Regions from separate parts of the Homo sapiens genome. Here region 1 is linked to region 2. A link is a loop called in an ENCODE intact Hi-C map of the cell type or tissue named here. Cell type or tissue: PC-9. All regions are shown on one strand. Each heading gives the region's core, and the rest is flanking DNA. Links, peaks and the distances in the headings are about the cores only. Region 1 overlaps EXOC6 (exocyst complex component 6). Region 2 holds the start of CYP26A1 (cytochrome P450 family 26 subfamily A member 1).

The links. A loop is a pair of places that touch in the nucleus more often than their neighbours do. Peaks named below come from ENCODE experiments on the same cell type or tissue, not always from the same donor. Only the 100,000 strongest peaks of a DNase experiment are listed, where the experiment ranks them.
Region 1: a loop joins it to region 2, with 6 times the contacts of the local background. A loop is called at or near these places in 17 of 110 quality-filtered maps.

Annotation. Positions count from the first base shown.
Region 1 is chr10:92,876,601-92,893,756 of GRCh38, reverse strand. EXOC6 (exocyst complex component 6) reads right to left here. Exons shown (of 22, transcript NM_019053.6): 2 at 237-408. Among named protein-coding and RNA genes, the nearest start is that of EXOC6, 37 kb to the right of the region's middle. RefSeq lists an enhancer at 866-1,365. In PC-9, for the core only: CTCF peaks have their summits at 8,666 (motif pointing left) and 13,091; no DNase peak of the experiment used is centred there.
Region 2 is chr10:93,068,362-93,076,361 of GRCh38, reverse strand. CYP26C1 (cytochrome P450 family 26 subfamily C member 1) reads right to left here. Exons shown (of 6, transcript NM_183374.3): 6 at 6,822-8,000. The coding sequence ends at 7,665. CYP26A1 (cytochrome P450 family 26 subfamily A member 1) reads right to left here and starts at 2,469. Exons shown (of 7, transcript NM_000783.4): 1 at 2,239-2,469; 2 at 1,830-2,054; 3 at 1,293-1,583; 4 at 1,055-1,213; 5 at 402-536. The coding sequence starts at 2,427. In PC-9, for the core only: no CTCF peak of the experiment used is centred there; a DNase peak (open chromatin) is centred at 4,361; H3K4me3 peaks cover 2,643 bases; H3K27ac peaks cover 561 bases.

The sequences.
Region 1 (17,156 bases), core at 5,268-13,267, 190 kb after region 2:
CCTGCATGGAAAGAAATCCTGTTAAGTCAGTGCATTACTTGCTTCAGAAAAAGAGAATACTCCTGTCATTAGCATGACAACTGTGTTAATAGAGCATAAAGAGCATTCCCTAATACATATACTAATTCACTTCTTGAAAGTAACATACTTAATAATGACTTGTACATATGTACTATCAACTAAGACTTGAGTAATTTAATGAGAACAAAGGCAAATAATTTTAACATATTTCTTACCTTCAGTTTTTCTGCATCAGTCCTTACTTTAAGGAGTTCTGTAATAGCATCTACAAAACCCTGATGATGAAAATTACACATCTTTTCAATTTCCTTGTCATGATTACGGATACAAGCATCTAACTTTTCCATAAACTTCTTGTGCGCATTTGGTTGGTCATCATACACAGACCTGAATGTATATAAGAAAGCTAAAATTAACCAAAATGTATTATTTAGTAAGCCTGATCTTTGCAAGAGGTGATATCTTAAAATTAAATCTCTGAACAAATAAACTGGTGATAATATTACCTTTAGCAGAAATAATTTGCGTGAAAGTATTTTATTTCTTCTTGAACATGATAATATTAAAAGAACCACACAAGCTCTAGATATAGCATGAGGTATCTGGAAATAAAGGTATGAGGCTCAGGAGATGTGGGCCTAATACAAGTCTTTAACATACTAACATTCAAAAACAAAGAATTACTGAGTGAATGAATGGTTAAAGAATGAATGAACAAACTCATGATTTTTACAGCATTTACTATGTAAAGTAAACGCTCATGTTCTAAATGCTTTATATATTAACTCTTTAATCCCCACAACAAGGCTACAAAGTAGGTATTGTTATTACCCTTGTTTTACAGAAGAGTTACAGATTACTGAACTGCCATAAATTCCACAACCAGCACAAGTGATAGCTGGGATATGACTCCTGATAGTCCGGCTCCAGGGTTCATATTCTCAGGTACAAGCCCATATTGCAGTCACCACAATGTTTCCTAAACATGGCATATTCATTCCTACTGTCTCTCAGCTCATGCTGTCTCCACAGAGAGCGTACCCCTCTATTCACCATGCAGTAAAGGACTACCCTTGCCACTGATTCCTGGGAGGAAAGCCTTTGGCATACCCTGCCTGGTAAGTGTCTTCTTTGTTTACCTGGAAGGCTTTGACTGCCAAATAGCAGATGCTAACAGTGTGACTCACGGTGAGGCCTGAGGCCACACAGTTTTAGCTGTGGAGGGGCAGGAGGTCAGCAATGTGGGCAGTCAGCCAAGTCTACATGGGTAGTCAGTCATGGCTATATGACCAAACTCCAATAAAATTCCTGGATATCAAAGCTTGGATGAGCTTCCCTGATTGACAATACTCCATGCGTGTTACCACACATCACTGCTGGGAGCAGTAAGTGCTGTCCACAATTCCACTGAGAAAGGACAACTGAAAGCTCACTCGTGGAACTCTCCTAGTCCCTGTCCTATGTGCCTTTTCTGCTGTTGATTTTAATCTGTGTAGTTTTTTGAAAGTTTTTGTTGTTGTTGTTTTTGCTGTAACAAACAGTAACTATGAGTGTAACAACTTTGCTGAATTTTGCAAGTCCCTCTAGCAAATTTTTGAACCTGAGAGTGGTCTTGGGAACTTTCCAAACCTCACCCCACATCCGTTGCCCATTGTTTGAGGTTCATTTCAAGTCCCATTTCTTCCAGCAGGCCTTTGCCAATCATTCCCATGCCAAGTAATCTTTTCATCTGCAGGACAGGTAAACTTACAACCCCTTACAGTTATTCTGACACGTAATCATATATTACTTTGTATTGTAATTTACATGTTTTGTATTTAAAATATATTTTGTTTCCCCAAATAGACCATAAACTTCTTGAGGGTAGCCTCTGTCTTAGGTTTTTAATGAATACACTCTCTAATACAAGAGGTAACAATATAGGATACCAATTATTAAGAATTTAGACTCTTGGCAGCCAGGTGCAGTGGCTCACACCTGTAATCCCAGCATTTTGGGAGCCGATGCGGACAGATCACTTGAGGTCAGGAGTTTGAGACTAGCCTGGCCAACATGGTGAAACACTGTCTCTACTAAAAATACAAAAATTAGCTGGGTGTCGTGGCAGGTGCCTGTAATCTCAGCTACTCAGGAGGCTGAGGCAGGAGAATCGCTTGAACCCGGGAGGCAGAGGTTGCAGTGAGCAAAGATCATACTACTGCACCCCAGCCTGGGTGACAGAGTGAAACTCCGTCTAAAAAAGAAAAAAAAGAATTTAGGTTCTTGGCATCTATGCCTACATTCTAATGTACGTCAAATATAAATTTTAATTTTTTTAATTTTTTAAAAAATGTAGGTTCTGTAAGAGCTGAGTTAGAACTAGGCTCTGATCTTGGACATATTCTCTTTTCTATCTCCATGTCATCTTGACTTGTAGCTTTAAATTCCATAAGCACACTGACACCTGCTAAATTTTTATCTCTGCCCTGACCTCTCCTCAAACTCATATATCTCTCCAATTAGATGTCTGATAAGCACCTCAAATATGTCCGAAAATGAATTCCTGATCTCCTTTCACAAAACCTGCCCTTCCCATAGTCTTCCTCATCTCAGTAAACCCCACTTTTCTAGTTGCTCAGGCAAAAAACCTTGGACTCACCCTTGACTATTCTCCTTCTCCAGCAAACTACCTCCCCATTGGTATCACCCTGGACTAAGCCAACAACATGTCTTGCGTAGATTTGTCAACTGCTTCCTAACTGGTCTCCCTGATTCCATCCTTGTTCCCTTTCAGTCTGTTCTCAATACAGCAGCCAGATGATAGCTAATGGGAATTGTCCCATTAAAACCTAAGGCAAAGCCCATGTCTCTCTTCTGCTCAAAACCCAGTTTATCTTACAACAGCCCATAAGACCCTACATAATTTTGCCTCTTGTTACCTCACTGACCTCACTTCCTGTTACTTACTCTCCATTTTACTTATTCCATGCCAGCAACACTGGCCTCCTCATGGCTTTCTTAATACACAGGCATATTCCCATCTATGCTATCTAGATAGACCAGACACAGAGATAGATAGGCAGACAGACAGATACACACACACACACACACTATCCCCTTCCCTGCTTTATTTTTTAATCTTCTAAAACAAAGGAGTTTATCACTATATCATTCCTTCCACTGTAGAATATACTCTCTGTTTCACACTTTTAAGTATTATCTGTCTTCCCCTACTGGAATGTAAGTTGCATGAGGACATAGTTTTTGACTGTTTTGTTCCCTATTGCATCCCCAGCCCTAGAATAGTGTCTATCATATAACAGAAGCTCAATAAATAATTCATTAATAAATGCATGAATTAATAGATGAATGGATGGAATTAGAAAAGGCACTTACTAGCAGTTCAACCTCAGGTAAGCCACCTGAATTCTCTAAGTATCAGTTTTCACAACCATAAAATCAGGATAATAATAGCACATACAGCAATGAACAAGTAGAATTTGAAGTTAAACACACAATACTATTTACATTAGCATCCTCCAAAATGAAATACTTAGATATAAATCTAAAAAATACACAAGATCTACAGGAGGAAAACTACAAAACTCTGATTTTAAAAAAATCAAGGAACTAAATAAATAAAGAACTATTCCATGTTTATGAAGAGGAAGACAATATCATTAAGGTATCAGTTCTTCCCAACTTCATCTATAGATTCAAGGCAATCCCAATCAAAATCCCAGCAAGTTATTTTGCAGACATCGATAAACTGATCCTTGGGTTTATATAGAAAGGCAGAAGACCCAAAATAGCCAACACAATATTGAAAAAGGACAAAATTCAGCCAGGCATGGTGGCACACGCCTGTAGTCCCAGCTACTCAGTAGGCTGAGATGGGAAAATTGCTTGAGCCCAGGAGTTTGAGACAGAAATGAGCCATGATTGTGCCACCGCACTCCAACCTGGGTGACAGAGCGCAACCCCCACTCTGAAAAAGAAAGAAAGAAAAAAAAAAAGAACAGAATTGGAATACTGACAACACGACCCAAGATTTACTATAAAGTTACAGTCATCAAGATTGCATGGTATTGGTAAAACAAACAGATCAATGGAACAGAATAGACAGACCAGAAATAAACCCACATAAACATAGTAACTGAATTTTGACAAAGGAGCAAAGGTAATACAATAGAGAAAAGACAGTCTTCAACAAATGGTGCTAAAACAACCGGACATACACATGCAAAGAAATGAATCTAGACTAGACCTTGAATGATAATGATGTGTCAATGTAGGTTCATCAGTTTTTAAAAATCTACTACTGTGGTGAGGGATATTGACGCTGGGGAGGCTTTGGATGAGTAGGATAGGGAATATATGGGAAATCTCTGTACTTCCTCCCAATCTTGCTAGAAACCTAAAACTACTCTAAAGAAAAAAAAGTCTTTAAAAAATAGTATCTACATTAGAGTGTTAGGAGGATTAAATTAGTAAACATGAAAAATTCTTAAACAATAACTGACACATGGTAAGTGCTTAACATACACTAATGACTAGTATAGTATACACATGAGACAACCAAATCCTCGTTAAACAAGTGAACCAGTGGCTGAACAACTGAGTACTAGATACAAATATCAAATAAATATGACCAAAACTCAATTATCACACCAAAGGATCTGACTACCACTAACACCTAACATTTTTATATGTCCTTTTGCATTTTTTACATTTAGTGTTTCATTTATTTCTTATACACATCAGAGAAACTATCACTGCCTCTTTTTCACAAATGAGTAAACAGTATAGAAATGATAAATGACTTGCTCAACATAGCCTAGCTGGTAAGTAACTGAGGCAGTACTAAAATTCCTACTTCGTACTTTTCCCACAATTAACATATATAACAAGAACTATTAACTAAATAACATTATTTCTAAGGAAAATTCTTGTGCAAGAAGTTTATCTTAACTGACCTTGGTGTGCTATAAACAAATTTTTATGTCATGATTATGAGAAAGTATTGTATTTAAGTAATATACATACACATTTCTATGTTTAACACATTTTATTAAAAGTTGGACATTTATCTGGCTCTTAAAATACCAAATAATAAACAAAATACACCAAAAGAATTTTTTATATTACAATTATCACATTGGAGCAAAAATCTAGCAAGAGATATTTCAGGACTACCCGAATACAGAGTCCCTTCAAGGGAGGATTTGACTGCTTTTGTGGATATAAAGGAGATACTGTTATCCCTTTTGAAGAAGAGTAATAACATAAATAAACAGGAAGAAGAGAACAATAGTTCTTTCCCAGAAGTCTATTTCAGTTTAGAAAGTTCTCAAAGTAAATCCTTTGGTATGTTTTTCCAATATATTCTTCAAAGTTTTAAAAACAAAACTCCTCCTGCTTTATAGTAATTCAGGATACTGCCAGTGCATCTACTATAGCATCACAGGTGAACTCCTCTTTTTCTGTTGTGCTATAATGGAGAAAAACAATATTTTTTTTTAGAATATATGCAATACCCACCCTCCATTAATAGAAAACCAAAGCCTGAGAGGGGTAAACTATTTACATTCCATGCCTTCTGCTATTAAAAAATAGAACCGTAAGTTCCAATGAAAGAAATAAAAATAATATTAAGGAATTAGTACTGTGAATGAGAAGAGTAGGTCTTGATCTATTACAAAGTCTCAGGCTGTCCCAACTCTCTCCTGACCCTAGATAACCATTTGCTATTCCAGACATGCACATAAGCTGTACTCACAGCTGATACCCCCACGTGTCACCCACAACCCATATCAATGAGCAGAGTACACAGAAATAAAGTCATCAAGGTGAATAAAAGTTCCAAACCACAGGAATAAATTGCATTTAAAGAATGTACTGAAGAATCAGGCAAGTGCCAGAATCAAAAATTCATCAAATGATAGAATGCTGGCCCTAGAAAAAGCCTAGAAAGTTCCTAGATCTATGTCATTTTAATAAATGCAGCACAAATCTAAAAGCCAGCAAGCAAGCGCTCAAAATGGAATTAATCGGCTGGGCACGGTGGCTCACTCCTGTAATCCCAGCACTTTGGGAGGCTGAGGCGGGCAGATCACCTGAAGTCAGGAGTTTGAGACCAGCCTGGCCAACAGGCCAGGTAGAAACCCTGTCTCTACCAAAAATACCAAAATTAGCTGGGTGTGGTGGCGGGCGCCTGTAATCCCAGCTACTTGGGAGGCTGAGGCAGGAGAGAACTGCTTGAACCCGGGAGGCAGAGGTTGCAGTGAGCCTAGATCACACCACTGCACTCCAGCCTGGGCGATAAGAACGAAACTCCGTCTCCAAAAAAAAAAAAAAAAAAAAAAATTAAATTAATCACTACAAGTAGTTGATTTAATCCTCTACTTACGTTGATAAAAAGTAATATTAAAAATAACTAGTCTAGAAATTTGCTAATAAGGCCAATAATAAATAGCTGACTGAATGGAGAGAGGCAAGAAAGGAGAAAAGGTGGACATGTATCAGAACACTGGAATGAGGAAAAAAACAAAAGCTACTCTTATCCCAAGAATCTCTTGACACAGTATGTATAGCAGAACTTATGGACCTTCTCTCTTGATAACCATGTAGGGTTAACCTTGAATCAGACAGCCTGACAATTTGGAAAGATAGTGGAAGGAGAAGAAAATGAAGAGAAGATGTGCTCTTCAGGTCAACAATTCCCCACAGTGACTTAACCGGCCAGAGAGGAGTCATGTCTGCTGCTTCTGGCTTAATGATGGTAATGATAAAAATAATAACAACCAACCAAGTACTTATTATGTATTAAGTGCTTTACATGCATTATCTCATTAAGTATAAAAACAGAACCATAAGTTCCAATAAAAAAATTAAAGAATTAGTACTGTGAATGAGAAGAGTAGGTCTTGATCTACCAATTACTAAGTCTCAGGCTGTCCCAACTCTCTTCTGACCCCAGATAACCATTTGCTATTCCAGACATACTTCTGGCTTAACTATGTTAATCATTACAGCTTTACAACATGGATTCTGTTAGCATCACAATTTACAAATGTAGTTTGGGAAGATTAAGACATTGAGTCTGAAGTCATATAGTAACAGAGTCAAGATTTAACCCCAGGTCTACCTGACTCCAAAGTCAGTGCTCTGAACTACTATATTACATAGACTCTCCAGTCAGAAATGGTGATAAGCAGCATAGAATGCAGAGGGAAGTTACCAGCATAGCAACCAACCAGATCACCTTTGAAGATCAACAATTGAGAATGACTCAATAGGGAATCCCTGATGTGCACTGTTGCACCCATCAGGTGAAATCAACCAATGGACAGAAAAGGGGGATGATAACTGAGGCATAGCTAATAGTTACGCAGTTTTAAATTACAAATGCAACAAAATAAGGAGGAGCAAAAAGAAGTAGAGAAAATCGAGGGCCCTGTACTTGACCTCAGTTGAAGAGACTCTGAAAAAGCTATTTTTCTTTTTTTCTTTAAATGATAATCATTATTCTTTGAAATTCTGATTTGTAGGAACAGAAAGGAAATGCTGTTAAGCAGTACTCACTCTTTGAGCCTAGTTGGTTTATAGTTATATCTACCTAATTCATATATGAATGTGCTAGATTTATTGCCATTCTAAATTTTGAATCAATAAACAATTTTAACAAAAATAATTTTTCGTTCTTTCAGTCTCCCAAAATTTTATAATTTCTATTGTTAAGTCTAATCAAGTTCCTGTAAACAAACACACACATATTTATATGCTAGAACCAGCAAGAGCGAACATTAGAAAATTAGTAAACTTTCCATTCTCCCACATCCAATAAGAGTATACCTTAGTGCTCTATATATAGATAATGACACATCAATGTAAGAGAGTTCAGGACAAAGGTAAAATAAATAAATAAATAAAATAAAATTTGTTTAAAAGTAAAAAAGAGGGGGGGGTTAGCTCAGTCATCCCTTCCAAAAGCTTAACACAATAAAATGTCTAATTCTGGCAAAATTTAATGCAACTCAGACAGAAGTACAGATGCAAAATCATTTTTAAAAGAAGAGATGGCTGGGCACAGTGGCTCACGCCTGTAATCCCAGCACTTTGGGAGGCTTAGGTGGGTGGATCACAAGGTCAGGAGTTCCAGACCAGCCTGGCCAATATGGTGAAACGCTGTCTCTACTAAAAATACAAAAATTAGCCAGGCGTGGTGATGCACACCTGTATCCCAGCTACTTGGGAGGCTGAGGCAGGAGAATCACTTGAACCCGGAAAGCAGAGGTTGCAGTGAGCCAAGATTGCGCCACTGCACTCCAGCCTGGGCAACAGGGAAAGACTCCCATCTCAAAAAAAAAAAAAAGAGCTGACTTTAACCTTCATGTGAACAGAGAACAAATATGGCTTATGCCACACTAAAGATTTTACTTACATATTTTAATTTTAGCAACTCGGAATGTATAAAAATACTTTGTGTCTCAAAAATATAGCTAAAAAAATTTTAAGTATCAAACACATTTTCTATCTTCATTATATCAACCCTTGAAAACCAAAGTTTTCAAAGTTTAAATATGAGTTAACTCGCTGTAACTGATTATAAATTGGCTTTAGGGAATTTAAACAAAGTATCTTGCAGAGATACTTTCTTGAATTGTGTGTTTAGGGCTCCACCTAGTGGTAGTAAAATAAATACAAAAAGAAAGATAAGACATTAAAATGTTAAAATTGGTTCACTAGAAATTAATGCTTTTATCATCAAATCAAATGTCTTAACTGAGAAACTACGGCCACTTGAATTTTTTGGAAAGATGCTATATTCTGTAAATAAATGACTTAGTAATCAAATTCCACAGTATTTTTTTTAAGGAAAAGTTCCCTTTCTGATGAAAAACCAACATTCACGATGTATTATTGTGAAAAAAACTCATCACTTTTTATATATTTTTTGTTAAAAAGCATGTAATATCCTTACACTATTTTGGGTATCTTTTTAATTCACTGCAGTCTTCATTGTAAAGAATAAATCCATTACAACTGTGAAGAAAATAAAATGTATTTACTCTTTTTTACTAAAATAATGTCTACACTTTGAGGAAAATCTGATATAATCTCAAAGTATCTAATTCTAATGTCCCGAAATTACTTATATTTGCTAGAATAGTATTGTTTCTTTTCTAGACAAAATAAAAATGGCTTTTCTCTGTCCCAGAATGCTTTGTTCACTAACAGAATACATATACTGGTTGCATAACCATAAAAGAGCATGGTCAGGGGCTACATCTGCATAGTGTATAATTTGAGAAAGTACCTAGAGCAATTGCCATTAAAATGCTAGTCACTGGCTGACTTTCCCATGTATTTTACTAAATGTCAATCAACTGCTTTTAAGAAAAAACAAAAACTAGCAAGAAAATGGACTTCCAAATACTGGAAAACTAGAAGCAGAAATATTGTTCAGGAATCCCTGGGCATTGACACTGCTTGTGTCAACTGACACCTTTTGGTGTCAAAGCTTTCTACAAACCTTTATCAGAAAACAAAACTTTAGGCCAGGCACAGTGGCTCAAGCCTGTAATCCCAGCACTTTGGGAGGCCAAGGCAGGTGAATCACTTGAGGCCAGGAGTTTGAGACCAGCCTGGCCAACATGGTGAAACTCTGTTTCTACCAAAAATACAAAAAAATTAGCCAGTTGTGGTAGCACACACCTGTAGTCCCAGCTATTCGGGAGGCTGAGGCAAGAGAATCACTTAAACCCAGGAGGCAGAGGCTGCAGTGAGCCAAGATCGCACCACTGCACTCCAGCCTGGGCAACAGAGCAAGACTCCATCTCAAAAAGAAAAGAAAAGAAAAGAAAAGAACAAAAAGAAAACAAAACTTAACTCTTTTACCCCTGACAAAATACTATCAGTTACTTCTGACTTCCTTTAATGCTTTTTAATGTCATTTTATACCTTTTCAAACACTAACCTATTTTCTGCCAGTTTTTCAAATGATACATTAGCCTTAAGTTTGCATTTCTATCAATAAAAAATTGCTTTCACACTCTTCTGCGCATTCTTTATTCTTCCAGTATAGGCATTTTTACTATTATTTCACCAGTTCTTCAAATGGCATATCAAGCTTAATTTCTAGCATATAAATCTTAATTTTATATTTCTCATTATTAGTAATTAAACTTTGGTATTTCATATTAGTAAGAGTACATATGATACTTCTTTAGCAATTTCATATTTATACTGAATTCTTTTCAGATTCTAGGTGCTAATCTTATTGACTAGTACTGAAATTTTGGTTACTAACTATAAACTATATTTTTCTGAATATTAAATATATAAGACAATTAACCATGTTATAATTACCAGCTTTTGACAAACTAAACATTCTTTAAAATGCTGCTATAAAGACAGTTTTTAAAGCAAACACAAAGAAACAATAGAAATTACCAAAAGCTATTAAAATCATCCTATCCAATACACATCACTTGCTGTCAATCTCAAAATGATTTCAAAATATAGAATTTGGATATATCAGTAAATGTGGTAAATTCACCAAATTCTCCTGCAACAAATTAGTTCACAATTGATTTAAAGCCAAGATTTGAAAACATTTATTTAAACAGAAGCACATGAATTGTTACAGTTCTTTCAGAATAGGACATACATAGGCCCCAATTATGAAAGGGCAGTTATATAGCAAATAGTAAGCTTTCTGAGATGCAGAACGTTGCCCTACATTGCCCAGATAAAGTTATCAGCAGTTTTCTGTGCCTCTCGTATGGATCCTGGAAAGTAGGAGAAGCTACACTGAGACACTCTATTTGTTCCTACCTGAGTGACCATGTTGTTTCTAGTAAATCTTTGTATTCTTTGTTATATAAATTGAGAATCTGATCTAATCTTTCAGTGGAGCAGCCTCTGCAATATCAATTTATAACCCACTTGAAACCCTGAAGTTAGAGTCTGAAGTGAGACTTGAAACACCGCAACTCTCTTCAGTAGCCTCCAGATATACTTAAGAAACCCAAAATTTCAGTAACAACCATGTGAGAAACAATGGGCTAAAATATTATTTAAAGATAGTAGATAAATTATCTTTGAGAGATGGGGTCTTTTTTCATAAAGCCACATGATTTGGAATTATTTTCTTTTAAACAACAAATAGCAAAGACACCACCTCCCAATTTTTTTTTTTTTTTTTTTTGAGACAGAGCCTCACTCATGTTGCCCAGGCTGGAGTGTAGTGGCACGATCTTGGCTCACTGCAACCTCTGCCTCCCAGGTTCAAGCAATTCTCCTGCCTCAGCCTCCCAAATAGCTGGGATTACAGGCACCTGCCATCATGCCTGGCTATTTTTTGTATTTTTAGTAGAGATGGGGTTTCACCATGTTGACCAGGCTGGTCTCGAACTCCTGACCTCAGATGATCCACCTGCTTTGGCCTCCCAAAGTGCTGGGATTACAGCCGTGAGCCACTGTGCCCAACCACCACCTCCTTATCTTAAATGCACAAAAGGTTTGCTCAAAGTAGCCACTCAATCTTGGAATAAAATATTTCTACTATAGTTAGTTAGCAATATGAAATACCAAGAAAAAAACCAATGTAAAAGTATCATATCCAGTACTCTTAACATTTTCCCAACCATTTTATCAAATACAGCAGACATGAATAACAACCTTCCCATAACATTCTCTGATTGTGTTAGTCTGTCCTCATGCTGCTAATAAAGACGTACTCGAGACTGGGTAATTGATAAAGAAAAAGAGGTTTAATGGACTCACAGTTCCACATGTCTTGGGAGGCCTCAGAGAACTTACAATCATGGTGGAAGAAGAGGCCAACGTGTTCTTCTTCACATGGCAGCAGGGAGAAGAAGAATGAGAGCCAAGCAAAGAGGAATGCCCCTTATAAAACCATCAGATCTCGTGAGAACTTACTATCAGGAGAACAGGATGGGAGAAACCACCCCCATGATTCAATATCTCCACCTGGTCCATCTCATGACTATTGGGGATTATGGGAACTATAATTTAAGAAGAGATTTGAGTGGGGACACAGCCAAACCATATCGCTGATACTCTGCAATCCAGAAGCAAATCAGAAACACAACAGCTCCAAGGAAATAATACGTAGGTCAAGAAAAAGGAAGATTCCTTCTACCAATATTAAGCATTGTGTAAGTGCACAAGCAATAGAAACTGAAAATGAAGTGCAGAAAACAGGCATATACACAGGCAACTTTAATACAGAGCACAATTATTCCTTAAATCATTAAAATTTATCTACACTGAACCTATTCTTCAGAGAGGCAAGAAAGTAAATGAAGTAGTATTATGACATAGGTCCAAAATTCTTTGCACATCTTACAATAAGAGGAAGGGTCTACACTCCCTTCCTTTAATCTGGGCAGGCTTGTGACTACTTTCACCAATGGAATATGACAGAAGTGACACTATGTGACTTCAAAGACTAGAAAAGGCCATGCAATATCTACCTGCCTCCTTTAGACACTTAGTCTGGAGAAAGCCATCCACTATGTAAGAAATCTGACTATCCTAAAAATGACAAGCTGGAAAGGCCACATGTAGCCACTCCCAAATGACAGCCACAGCAACTGCCAGCAATGTGGGCGAGCCATCTTGGCTGTCTAGTCCAGTTGAGACTTCAGATTACTTCAGCCCCAGCAGGTAGCTGACAGCAACCAATATCCATTTGACTACAACCACATACGAGACCCCAACCTACAACTGCCCAGCCAAGTCTTTCCTGAATTCCTAAAGAAAAACAAAAAGTTTTCATGTAGAATACAAGTTACTTGGAAATTTGCATAAAATATTTAAAATAGTATTAAACTTAAAATATTTCCCAGGATAATTCCTTTTTTCTCCATTTTTTTCCCTTTTGGCACTAGTCCTTTTTGGTGCTGTCCTAAACTTATTTTCTACCCCTGGATGCCCTTCCCCCTCCATATGCTTCAATACTAATTTTAAACTTCCTTCAAATTTCAGCTCAAGACAGTTCCTTAATGTTAATTTCATAAATAGCTATACTGGATAACCTTCCCATTACCAGAAATTTTCCCATTTTTTTTAACACAAGGTTTATATTACACTATCTTTTATTAATATGTACATCAAATTTACTCTCCCACTACTTGGTGTATATTTTATCTTCTAAGTTCCTTGAGAACTGAAGGTGTCTTCTATTTCTACATTCAATTCACAAGTGCTGTGAGGATATAAATTACAAATCTTAATAAAAAGAACAGGCTCACTAGAGGGCACCCTTTACCAAAAAGTAACCTCTAGAAATCCAAGTACAGTCGGCCCTCTGTATCTGGGGGTTCCGTATCCCTGGATTCAACCAGCCACAGATGGAAAATATTCAAGGAAAAAAAAAATGGGTGGTTGCGTCTATACTAAACATGCATGGACTTTTGTTCTTGCCATTATTCCCTATCCAATACAGTAAACCACTATTTACATGGCATTTACATTGTTATTAGGTATTATACGTAATCTAGAGATGACAAAGTACATGGGAGTATGTGCATAGGTTATATGTAAATACTACACCATTTTATATAAGAGATTTCAACATCCATGGATTTAGGTATCCACACCGGTTCCCGGAAGCAAATCCCCACAAAAACTGGGATGACTGTATTTTCATTTAGTACCACATCAAAATATGATGTGAATCTCATACTCGACCTAATCAACAACTAAGTATTATGAAATAAAAATAAAAATAAGATTTCCCTATTTTTTGAAGTGGTTTTACCCTGTTACCTATTGCTTTAATATAACTGTTTTAAAAAAAATAGCAGAACAGAATCATAAACAGCACAAAAATTATCTGGCAATTCCAGGCTCCTATGGGTAAGTATAAACAACACAGCACAGGATAAACTTTTATACATTACAGAGTGCCTGACATACAACAGGCATTCAAATATTGAAAGAACACATATAATAATTTTACTAAAGAACATCTTAAAATCAGTGTTTGAATTTGCAATAAATATATAAAAGTTACATATATTGAAAACTGATGGGAAATCAGTACTGATGGATAAGATCTATAAGGAATTGAATATCAATCAAATACAAACAAAAACATATTTTACTTGTCTTCTTCATCAGCATTTGAAAATCTACAAAGGATGATTTTTTATGATTTATTCATGTTAGATGTCATATATGAGGATAATACTGAAATTACTGAATGAAAAATAACCTAAAATTTCTAACAGACCTATGAGCTTTTTTTTCTCTTTTAGAGACAGAGTCTCACTCTGTTTCCCAGGCTGGAGTGCAGTGGTGTGATCACAGCTCACTACAGGTTCGACCTCAGGCTCAAGTGATCCTCTCACCTCAGCCTCTCCAGTAGCTATGACCACAGGCGTGCACCACCATGCCCAGCTAATTTTCTTAAAATTCTGTAGAGACACAGTCTCCCTACGTTGCCCAGGCTAGTCTTGAGGGGTCCTCCAGTCTCAGCCTTCCAAAGTGCTGGGATTACAGGTGTGAACAACCACAACTGGCCTCTATGAGCCTTTTAATCTACTTCTAAACTATATAATAACATTAGCATTTTATAGGGGGAAAACATTAAGCAAAGTTAATGCTTAAAAAGATAATTTTTGGCAGTCCTGGAAAAGACAACATTGTATAAAGTATATCCTGAGGTGGAAGCAACAACTTTACTAAACTGCAGAAAATTTTAAAAATGAAAGCCATCTGCAAATATATTTAATTCTAACTTTGAAACAAAGAACCCCCTGAAATACATACATATTTTTAAAGACCTTTTTTAACAAGTGGCCTCAGTTTGTTGATTTCTTTGGAAAAAAGTGATAAGCTCTTATTACAAATTAAAAATGAAGTTCTTAAAAATCTCAACTTGACTAGGTATAAACCAATTTTAAAACCTTTAAGGTAGATTGAGAAAAACCTGGCTTAAAAAAACAACACATTTGTCATTGTTACAGGTAGATAGGCATGGGCAGGGCAGGAGAGGGCTCTCCCCGCCACCCACCAGAAATGTCAGGTGACAGTTTGACAATTATCGCATTATCTCTCTAAAAATGATAATTTGGCACCCCCAGGAAGAAGCAACTTCCTGGGCATGCATGTGTGATAAGAGACAAAAATGGTAAAGTATGATCTTCCAGGGGCGCACTCCACCAAAAAAGGAAAGAAAACATCAGATGGGCACGCGTATCACTCCCTAAACACACTGTGTGTGCTCAATTCCAAAGGGTAAGGAGGGCACTGGGCATGCGGAAAGTCCACCCTAAGGGAAGAATCATGGGAAAAAGGGGAGCCTATAAAGTCCTAGGATCAAGATTAAGGTTCCTTTTTTTGCTGTCTTCTTTTGCCCTTTTTTCTGTCTTGGACCTTCATGTGCCTGCTTGGCATCATTACCAAAAAGAGATGTCCACAGGGACCTTTCTCGCCAAAGACGACCTAGAAAGAACTACAATGAAGAGGATAAGGAAAATCAAGTAGCTGAGACTCAAGATCAGCAGTCACCTCACCATCAGTACTGTAGCAACTTCAATTACTGATGCAGATGCTCAGAAAAACCTAAACCATAACATGGCAAACAAATAAAAGCAGTCAATCTACCAGCCAGAATACACCCACTCCCAAGGCTGAGCAGGGCAAGGATGAATAAATGCCGGTTTACCATCTCTACCATCATCCAGTTTAATTATCCAACAAGAAGAAATGAATAGAAAATTCCAGCAATAGGAAATGGAACAAAAGGTTGGAGCTGAAGACCTTAAGTGCTTGCTTTTTGCCCAATGACCAGATAACTGGAACTATCTGCATTATCTATGCAACATGAGGTTTGTACTATTTTTACCTAAAGACATATCCTTTTCCTAATGACAAAAATATATTTTTAAAACTAAATATGTAATATACATATATATTTAATTTGTTAAATGTTTTTCAAAAGACAAAGAATTTTGCCATATAAGTATATCCAGAAGTAGTATGGAGGAAAACAAAAACACAGTTAGTGATATAAGGCTGATCCCAACTCCCATCACTGACCCTGACTACACAGTCCACTTCTATTGGTCATTTCTCAGCTTTGCAGAAGAATCAGAAAGAAAACATGAAGTTGAAAAAGGCAATTCCCACTCAAAAGCAGAATATAAATAACAAAACAAAAAATAAAAATCATCTTTTTCCATCTGTATTAGTGCTTTGCAATCCACAAAGCAATTTTGCATACATCACTGCATTTGGTATCAAGAACCTGGAGAAGTATAAAGGACAACTGGTTTTATATCTATCTCACAGATGAGGAAAATGAGGCTCAAAGAAGTTAAGGGATTTATTCAACACCATGTGGCTTCTAAAAGGCCAGAGCCAGGTAGACAATCCAAATCTTAGACTCATAAGGAATGCTGAAGGATATTACAGGAAAAAAAAAAGATAAAAGGAGATGACTGCACAAATCGTCTTTCAGTTGCTGATATTATTTATGTTCAATGTCAGTAATACATTCATTGCTGATTTCCACAGTATCTGTCTGATTATTATGGCAATGCCTGTAGTAATTAATTCTCTTGAAATTAAGCTCCTGCACAAAGAAGTGGGCAATACCAAAACATCAATACATACACTCCCTTACAAACCACAAAGGGTAAGTTTCCTGCCTTCCCGTTCAGGGATGACAAAAACAAAAAACAAAAAATCATTACGCAGATTCTATTAGCCTTGCTCTATTAAACTAAAAAGAACCATCCCTTCTAGTAAGAGAGAGCCCTAAAAGCAAACTTGATTTAAGTTCTTTTTTACCTCCGGAATGAATGAATGAGGATATGAATGAAAAGGGAAAGTAGGAAAGGATTGCATTGTTTTGTTTTTTTCCATCGTTGAGAAATGAAAAGGGGCATGCATAGGGTAAAAGTGTCAGTGATTTTTCTTACAGCCCCTATCTCCTAAGGAAAATGAACTGGAGATTGGTCTCACTTAAGCTACTGGATGCCTGTCTGGGAACTGCAGAGGAAGAAGGAACCTACATCACTTTACTGTAAGTTCTTTCCAAGATCTGAGCCTCCTCTGCCCTAGCACAGGTTGGACATACAGGACCCTCCCTTCCTGAGTGCAATTCCGATCACATT
Region 2 (8,000 bases), core at 1-8,000:
CCAGGAGAATGCTGCTCACCAGTTAGAAGGACCAAGTTTCTCCCCACGCCCCCCCACCCCACACTCACCACCACCACCCACACTAATCAGCTATTCACACTATGTATGCCCTTGGACACACCAATTCAAGAAAGTGGAACCTATCTGAGAATCTCCACGGTTCAGCAAAAGGTGGAGGAGGGGTAGGAATACAAGGTCAAACCCTGCCCAAGTGGGCTCACAGCTCAAGACTCCATCCTGTTTATTCACAAAGCTAATTCTGCCCACTGGCCCACGCAGCCCTGGGCCCTGCACTTTCAAAATACTCCATGAAGGCAGCACACTGACTTATTCGGAAGTTGGCTAGGGAGCAGCTGAATTTCCTAAGCTAATAAGGACACCCCCAGACCCAGTCTCCCTACCTTACTCTTCAGCTCTTCTCGCACTTTCTGGAGAACATGTGGGTAGAGCCCCAGGTAAGTGATCAGAGATGTGGCTGCACTGGCCGTGGTTTCGTGTCCTCCAAAGAGGAGTTCGGTTGAAGATTGCTTTAGTGCCTAAGAATAGAGTGAGACCCACATTCTCACAAGTCTGCCTGCGGTTTGACAGAAGGATTACTCAGAATCGAACTGAGAGTTCTGGAGGGAAGACTAGAAGGGCTAAATGTTTTGCTGACAGAAAGTCAAGGAAAGCAATATCTTTAAACAAAATGCAACGTCCCTTTAGTTCAGCTGGAGCAGTAAGGCGAGTACGACCCCGCTCTACCGGAAACTCCTGAGTTAAAGTCTTAGTTTTATTAAAATCGCAAGGTTCTTTATTAACATTTTTGCAAATTCCAACTTTCCCTTTGAAACCTGGAAAGGCTAGGGGATGCTCCCAGTTCCGCCGCAGCCCCTTCCGCAGCTCTCCTGACCGGGTGTCTCAGCCTTCCTTCGGGATTCCATAGCTGTAGTCTGAGCCGGCCGCCCACTCCAGAAAGCTGGGCCCCAGGCGCGCGCTTTGGGGGCCCCAGGAACAGCGCTTGGAAAGCCAGGGGACCAAACTCCGCAGTGCCTGGTCTGAAGCTGCTACTCACCTGCATGTCCAGCCGCTCTCCCCTCTCCCACGAGTGCTCGATCAACAGCTGCAGCGCGTCTTTGCAGCCCTGGCCCGCCTCGGATGCCCGCAGCCCGCAGATCTTGGCGCGAATGTTCTGCTCGATGCGCGCGTGAATGAGGTTCCGCGCCTTCATGCCCTGAGCGCAGAGAGCGCGCGGCGGTGAGCAGACGCCCAGGTCCCGCGCCCCTAGTCCGCAGCCCGTTTGCCGCCCTTACCCGGTACAGCCCGCTGAAGGGCACGTCGATGGGCAGCGAGAAGAGATTGCGGGTCATTTCCTCGAAGGCCTCCACAAGCTGCTGCTCGGAGTCCCCGTCGCCCGCCAGTTGGGGTTCGCAGCCCAGTAGGATGCGCATGGCGATTCGGAACATGAGGCGCTTCACCTCGGGGTAGACCAGGAGGCCGCGCTCGCCGCAGCTCAGCCACTGCTCCAGGCTGCTGCCCACTTCCTCGGTGATCACCGGCACGTAGCATTCGAGTGCCTCGCGGCTGAAGGCCCGCATAATCACCTGAGTCCCGAGGAGGGGACAGCGTTAAAAGCCTCCATCCGCCCCTCTCGTCTACCGCCGTCCCCTTCCAGACACCCCCAGTCCTGCCAGACACATGGCACTCTCCGAGCTGGGAAAGCTAACCTGGAGCTGGCAGAGGGTCCTAGCCCACCTCAAGCTGCTAGCCCGCGCCTAGCATCCATCAGCCGGAATTCCGCTCATAAATGGGGTCCCCCTCCCTGTCCAGCCGTCGCCTCCTGCCCCCACCTTCTTGCGCTGCTTGTGCGAGGAGTCGTGCAGGTTAGAGAGGCAGCCAGATCCCAGAATGGTGCGCACCGACGCTGGCCAGTGGACCGACACCAGCCGGTGCTCTCCGAGCAAGATGCGCCGCACATTGTCCGCGCCCATCACCCGTACGGTGGGCCGCCCGAACAGATGCGTCTTGTAGATGAAGCCGTATTTCCTGCGCTTCATCTGCAGGAACTTCCTCCGCTGTGGGAGGAAGGCGGAGGAGAGAAGTGGGCATGAGGGGGCGCCGGGGAGCGCCGCGCTCCCGCCAGCCCTGCTCCTAGCCGCAATAGCATGCCTCCCGGGGGCGCCTACCCCGACTTCAGCAGAAGCCCAGAGCCGCGCCGGGCTCCGGGGAAGCAGCCTGTCCCGCCCCACCCTCCCTTACCTGCAGTACCATCTGCAAGGTTTCCCCAAAGAAGGGGAAGCCCATAGTCCCGGGGGGCAATGGGAGGGCACAACTGCGGTCGCGGCCGCTCACGCAGTACAGGTCCCAGAGCTTGATCGCAGCCAGGAAGAGCAGCAGCGGCAGCACGAAGGTGCAGAGCGCACTGGCCAGCAGCGCCGGGAGCCCCATGGCGCGCCGCGACCTCCCGCGCCACCTGCCGCCGCCGCCAGCGCTTCAAACCCCACGGCGCTGCCGCTTTATAGGCGGCCCAGGTTGCTGCCCACGTTACCTTGGTCAGACAATTAGTTCACCCAAAGTTCATCTTTAATTGCGGATTGGGCCCCTGGCTCCTCCCCCCGCGAGGCGCTGCCCAAAATCTTTAACCGTTTGTTCCGCGCCGAGGCAGAGGCGGCGCGGTGGCGGCTTCCCTCCGAGCGCGCCTCCTGGGGTGCGGGGCTAGGAGCTGCCCGCCTCCCCCATCCAAGGTGTGCTGAGCTCCGAGGCGGCGGTGGGGGAGGGCCAGGACTCCGAGGAGCCGGAATTCCAAGCTCTAGCCTTCCCGGCGGTCTCTTTGGAATCCCTCCCGCCCGGTCCCACCCGCTGCCCCGGCCCAAAGCAGCCTTCACTGGCTTTCCATTTCCAGGTGCCGGGTGGGCTCTCTTCCACGTGATGAGGAAGCAAGGGAAAGTCCTTTCAGGAATCGTCCAGCTGCCTCCTCCCACGTGTGGGGAAACTGAGGTCCAAGAGAGATGCATAAAGCAGGCCTCCAGACGTCTCCGAAGGATCGCGCAGAAGAACTCAGGGCCAGAGTCCAAGAGAGAGCCTCGGGGCATCGGGCGCAATAGGCAGATCTGGGATCCCCAGCTCCCCAACCCCTGCAAGGGGGCCAGGACTCATGAAGTCTTAGAAGGTCCTACTTCAGGATACAAGAAGGCCTCCAGGTCCCTCAGGTCCCCAGGTGCTACCCTGCACAAGCCTGATCCCCGACCCTGGGGCACTTCGTCTGGGGCTCGGCAGTCGGTGCCCGTCTCTGAGATCCAAGCACAGCTCGCCTATTCGGAGGGCCCTGCTGCTTGGCGCCCCAGCTGGACAGCAGGGAAGGGGGTCCTTAGCCCTGGCAGGATAAAGAGACGGTATAAGAGGAAGGGGAGCCCAGGAGTCCTGGCTCCGAGGCCCGGCTCCATCTGTACTGCGTGTGACCTTGGGCAAGTCACCACACATCACTGTGCCTGTTTCCTCCTCCTTAACCGGGAGGCGATCATTCCCGACCTGTCTAAGCCTCAGGGTAGTGAGTTCCCAAAAGGGGGCTCCGGTTGCAACTACTCTTCCCAGCTCCAGGCACGGTAGACTGCGTTACCTGGGTGTCCGGTACACCGGGCACTGGAGTCCTCCTCCTCTCTCCCAAGTCCCACCCAGAGTAAAGCCACTGTCCTCATCCAGGTGAGGGGGTGCTCGGCCCTAAACTCAGGGCTCTACCGACCCCTAATGGGAGGGGTGAAGGGATCCGTACTGGGAAGTCTTCTGTACTTTGCCCATCTACAATCAGCTGCTACTGAGCTGCCAATGCCCGGAGCTCAGACGCTGCGGGACGCGCACCTGCTCTCTCTGCTCTCCACCTGCCGGAGCTTCCCGGCTCGGGACCAGTCAGGGTCACACGCTACCTGGGTTTGGGCGCTGAACGCACCTGCGGCGCCGAAAATGAAACAGAATGACCTGCATTTGTTTAAAACTGAACACTGTCTCTGGCAGAAGCACGCCGCACGCCTTGGAAGGCGTCCCTTGGAGGTGGAAAACTCTGCTCCTGAGAGTTTAAATGCGTTGCCCTTCTCGCGGTAGTCCCCAAACCCGGAGGTATCAGGAAATATCTGCAGAGGTCGGAGGGACCCGCACAATCCTAGCGACTCTCCAAGCCAGAGTCGCCGCCACAGGGAGTGTTTCGGGGGGTCAGCGTTTCCCCATAACCTGCCCAGTGTTTCAGAGGCTCTGGGCAGGGTTTCAGTCTCCGGCAAACGATTTGGTGGCTGTAAACACGGCGAACCAACCTCTGGCCACTGCAGGAAGCCAGGCCAATCGCGCTGGAGGTAATTCTCAGAAATCCCGGGTCCGCCCCTTTCTGGACAGCGCCTCCGGCCGGTGTGCAAAGCCGACGAATGGGGACGTGACCTGGGGCCCATTCCCAATCCTCGGGCCTGACCCGCCTGTGACCCCTGCAGGCCGGACCGTGACATCCGAGTGAACTCTGCGGGGCCACCTCGCCAAGTTCAGCTCAAGCCGGGTCACAAGATGAGCGGGGCCTGCACGCTGGAAATTGCCGCAGGGAAAAAAACGTTTTAATCTATCTGTACATCGAGGCCGGCGGGGGCGTCCGGCAGGAAAGGATTAAATGTGAGAGTGAACGATCATTAAAGAACATCTTGTAGGGGGGCAGGGCGGGGGGTGGGGGGTCAATAAATTACCAGGCCAATAGGAACTTTGATCTAGGAATCTCGCCAAGCTTTCGTGGGTGGTGGTGGGCGGGGAGGGGGGTGGGTTCACTGAAAAACAACTCGTTTCCAAGATGTTTACAAAACAGCCTCCCTATTGCTAAGAGGCGGGGATGGGGAGTCGGGTTTTTTGTTTTTTTGTTTTTTTGTTTTTTTTGCTGGTGGGGTGGGGTGAGGGTACAGGGACTAGACTGGAGTCACAGCAAAGGAGTCCACCTCCGCTTTTCTCCTTTCAGCCCCCGGTCTCATTTCTGAACGTGCGTTCCTGTCTCACAGTTCTATACCTGCTGTTCCCTCTGCATGTGGCACCCCTCCCCCAGGCCACCGCTGGCTGGTTCCTTCCAAAGTCAAATGTCACCTCCTCCAAGGTTCCCCCCACCCATCCAGCCTAATTTAGCCCCAGACACTATCACAGGCCTGTTTTATTTCCATGACGGCGATTATCACCACTGGACATATTCTTACCCTTTTGTTTGCTAGTTTATTTCTTGTCTGCCTCCCTCCAGAGCATATCAAGTGCAGGAGGGAAGGAACCTCCTCTGCTCCTTCCCCAGAGAATCTGCAGCTACTAAAACAGGAGCTAAGATATCCCTCAAAATTACTGAGCATGATGTATCCATGGAAAATTAAAACTGGAGCCATCCCTACAGAGGCTTATAGTTAGTCCAGACCCCAATGCAGGTCAACCAGGTCTTCTTGGAACCAGCTCAACTAGCCTTGCTTCTGAGGGTCCCCACCCCATTCTTCTCTCCTCTCTCTAAATCACAATCAACCCTGAAGCCTGCATCCTTCTCCTCGCCCAAACCCACGCTTCTCAGGCCAGGCTGTCCTCTGCATTTGCAAGAGCACTCTTAGGGCGGGCCCACGTCCTGCCACCTTTGCTGCCCCTGGTGTCTCCCAAGCTCAGGGCCTGGCACCAGGCCCTTGGCTGACAATGGGTGATGAATTGCCCTGTGTGGGGGTTATGGCAGTGTCAGCCCAGGTTGGAAGGGCTTGCTGTACTGTGGAGCTACCAACCCTGTAAGTGCCTGCTGTGTCCCCCTTCCTTCTGGCCCTGGGATCCACCTTAAGCATGAGGTCAGGAGGGCACTGGCTTTCTTCTGGTTCACTAAGGGGTCAGCTCAGGCCTAGGCAGCTACTTCCCTGGCTCACCCCTTATGTCCAGCTGCCCCGGTCTGTTGGAAGCTGGGTGGCAGATTGAAGTGGGCTGTTGGGAATGATGACATGGAGGCTTTTGGCTTTGATTTAAACACTGGTTGGAACCTCTGTACCGGAATGGTTGAGAGAGTCCTCAAGTCTAGCTAGGGCTTATCATGAAAAGGAGGCCAAAGTGTTCAGCCCTACCTGATGGCCACAGGAACAGAGGTTGGGGCAGAAGAGTGAAGGGATGGGGGTGGAGGAGAGCACTGGCTGGGGAGTCCAGGAGCCTATTGCTGGGCTTCTCAGGTGAGTCATTCACCTAGATTGCTCCTCAATTTCTTCTCTGTGATAGAGAGGATGGTGAAGCCGTAAAACCAGAAGGCCCTGAAATGGCAGGGAGGGGTGAGGGCGCAGGGACTAGACTGGAGTCACTGGAAAGGAGTGACTCCAGGGTGTGGTGGGTCACACCTCTAACCCCAGCACTTTGGGAAGCCAAGGCAGATGGTTCGCTTAAGCCCAAGAGTTTGAGACCAGCCTGGGTGACATGGTGAAACCCCCCGTCTCTATTAAAAATAGAAAAAAAAATAGCTAGGCGTTGTGGCACGTGCCTGTAGTCCCAGCTACTTGGGAGGCTGAGATGGGAGGATGGCTTGAGCACGAGAGGCAGAGGTGGCAGTGAGCTGGTTGTGCCACTACACTCCAGCCTGGGCCACAGAGGAAGACCCTGTCTCAAAAAAATAAAAATAAAAATAAGGTCCCTGAAACCTGGAGACAATTCACAGCCCAGCTTCTGGGGTTATACTCAGAGAGAAGTCTGGGCAGCCCAGGCCCTAGGCTGCCCAGCTCCCAGCTCCTCTCTGGGTGTACTGTGGGGTGGGTCCTTCCCTGGCCTCCCCAACCCTGCACCCCAGTGCCTTCCCCCCAGGGAGCAGCTGCCCAGATAAACCCTAGCCTCCTCACTCAACCGCTCCCAAGACACTTTATTTCTTGGCCTTCCTATTTTTGGTACAAATATCTCAAACCTCTCTAATTATGTCTCAACCTCCCATGAAAATAATCCAGCGTTGGAGACGTGTTGGTGTGCCTATTCTCCTCTGTATACATGACAAGAGTAAATGCCTTCTTAAGGTAGGAATTTTTCCTTTTAAGAAGTGGCCAGCAGAATCCGGTGACCTTGAGCCCTTTCGAGCCTGGAAGTGCCCACAGTTGCTAGTTTCCGCCGAGACCGGCAGAGTGGCCAAGGCGCACGAAGCCAGACGCCAGCTGCCAGAGGGCCTTCCGTCAGGCATCCTCTGCGTGTTTTTTCTATGGCCCAAAGCCAGGCCAGGGTTGCGCCCACGGCGTGCCCGCTTCCTTACAAGGGTTGCAGGTCCCACCGCGTGCGTCGGGTCTCTGCAATGTCCCCGAGTTGCAATATTCCCACTCCCCTGCCACCCCTACCTCGCCTTCCCCCATCCATGCACCCTCCCTGGATTGGCTCGGGAAGGGGAAGCCAAGCAGCACCTCGTGGGGATCTATCTATTCCCTCCATTCCTGCTTGGCCCACGACATTTTCCTTCCTCTGGGCGCGGAGCGCAGAAGGCATCTTCCCATGGGCTTAGATGCTTCTCTGGCGCGGCAGCGGTGGCTCGCCCTCCTCCTTCCTCGAGTCCGGCACACATCCGCGTTTGGCGAACATTTGTTGAAAGATTGTTGAACGAGTGAAAGAGTGGGCGCGCGACGCTACAATGGGGAGCGGCAGATGGGTGGCGCTGCGTGCGCGCCATAGCCACCGGCCAAGCCGTGTCCTAGAGCGCAAGCATGTCAGAGGCATAGCCCATTCCCCGCAACCGAAGGCGTGAGGGGGTGGAAAAAGAGCCGCAGCCCGTCCACTGGGTGCACGATGGGCACCGTCTGCATGGCGGGGAAGGCGGGTGTGGCCAGTTCCCAGCGCGCGGTGCGCACTAGCTCCACAGCTAGCAGCTGGAGCACGGCTTGCGCCAGCTCCTGGCCGAGGCAGCTGCGCGCACCGCCGCCGAACGGGATGTAATGGAAGCGGCTGGAGGCGCCCCGGGAATCTTCGCGCGCTGCGCCGAAGCGCTCTGGATCGAAGCCTTCGGGAGGGCTGCGGTACACCGCAGCCGTCTCGTGCGTGTCCCG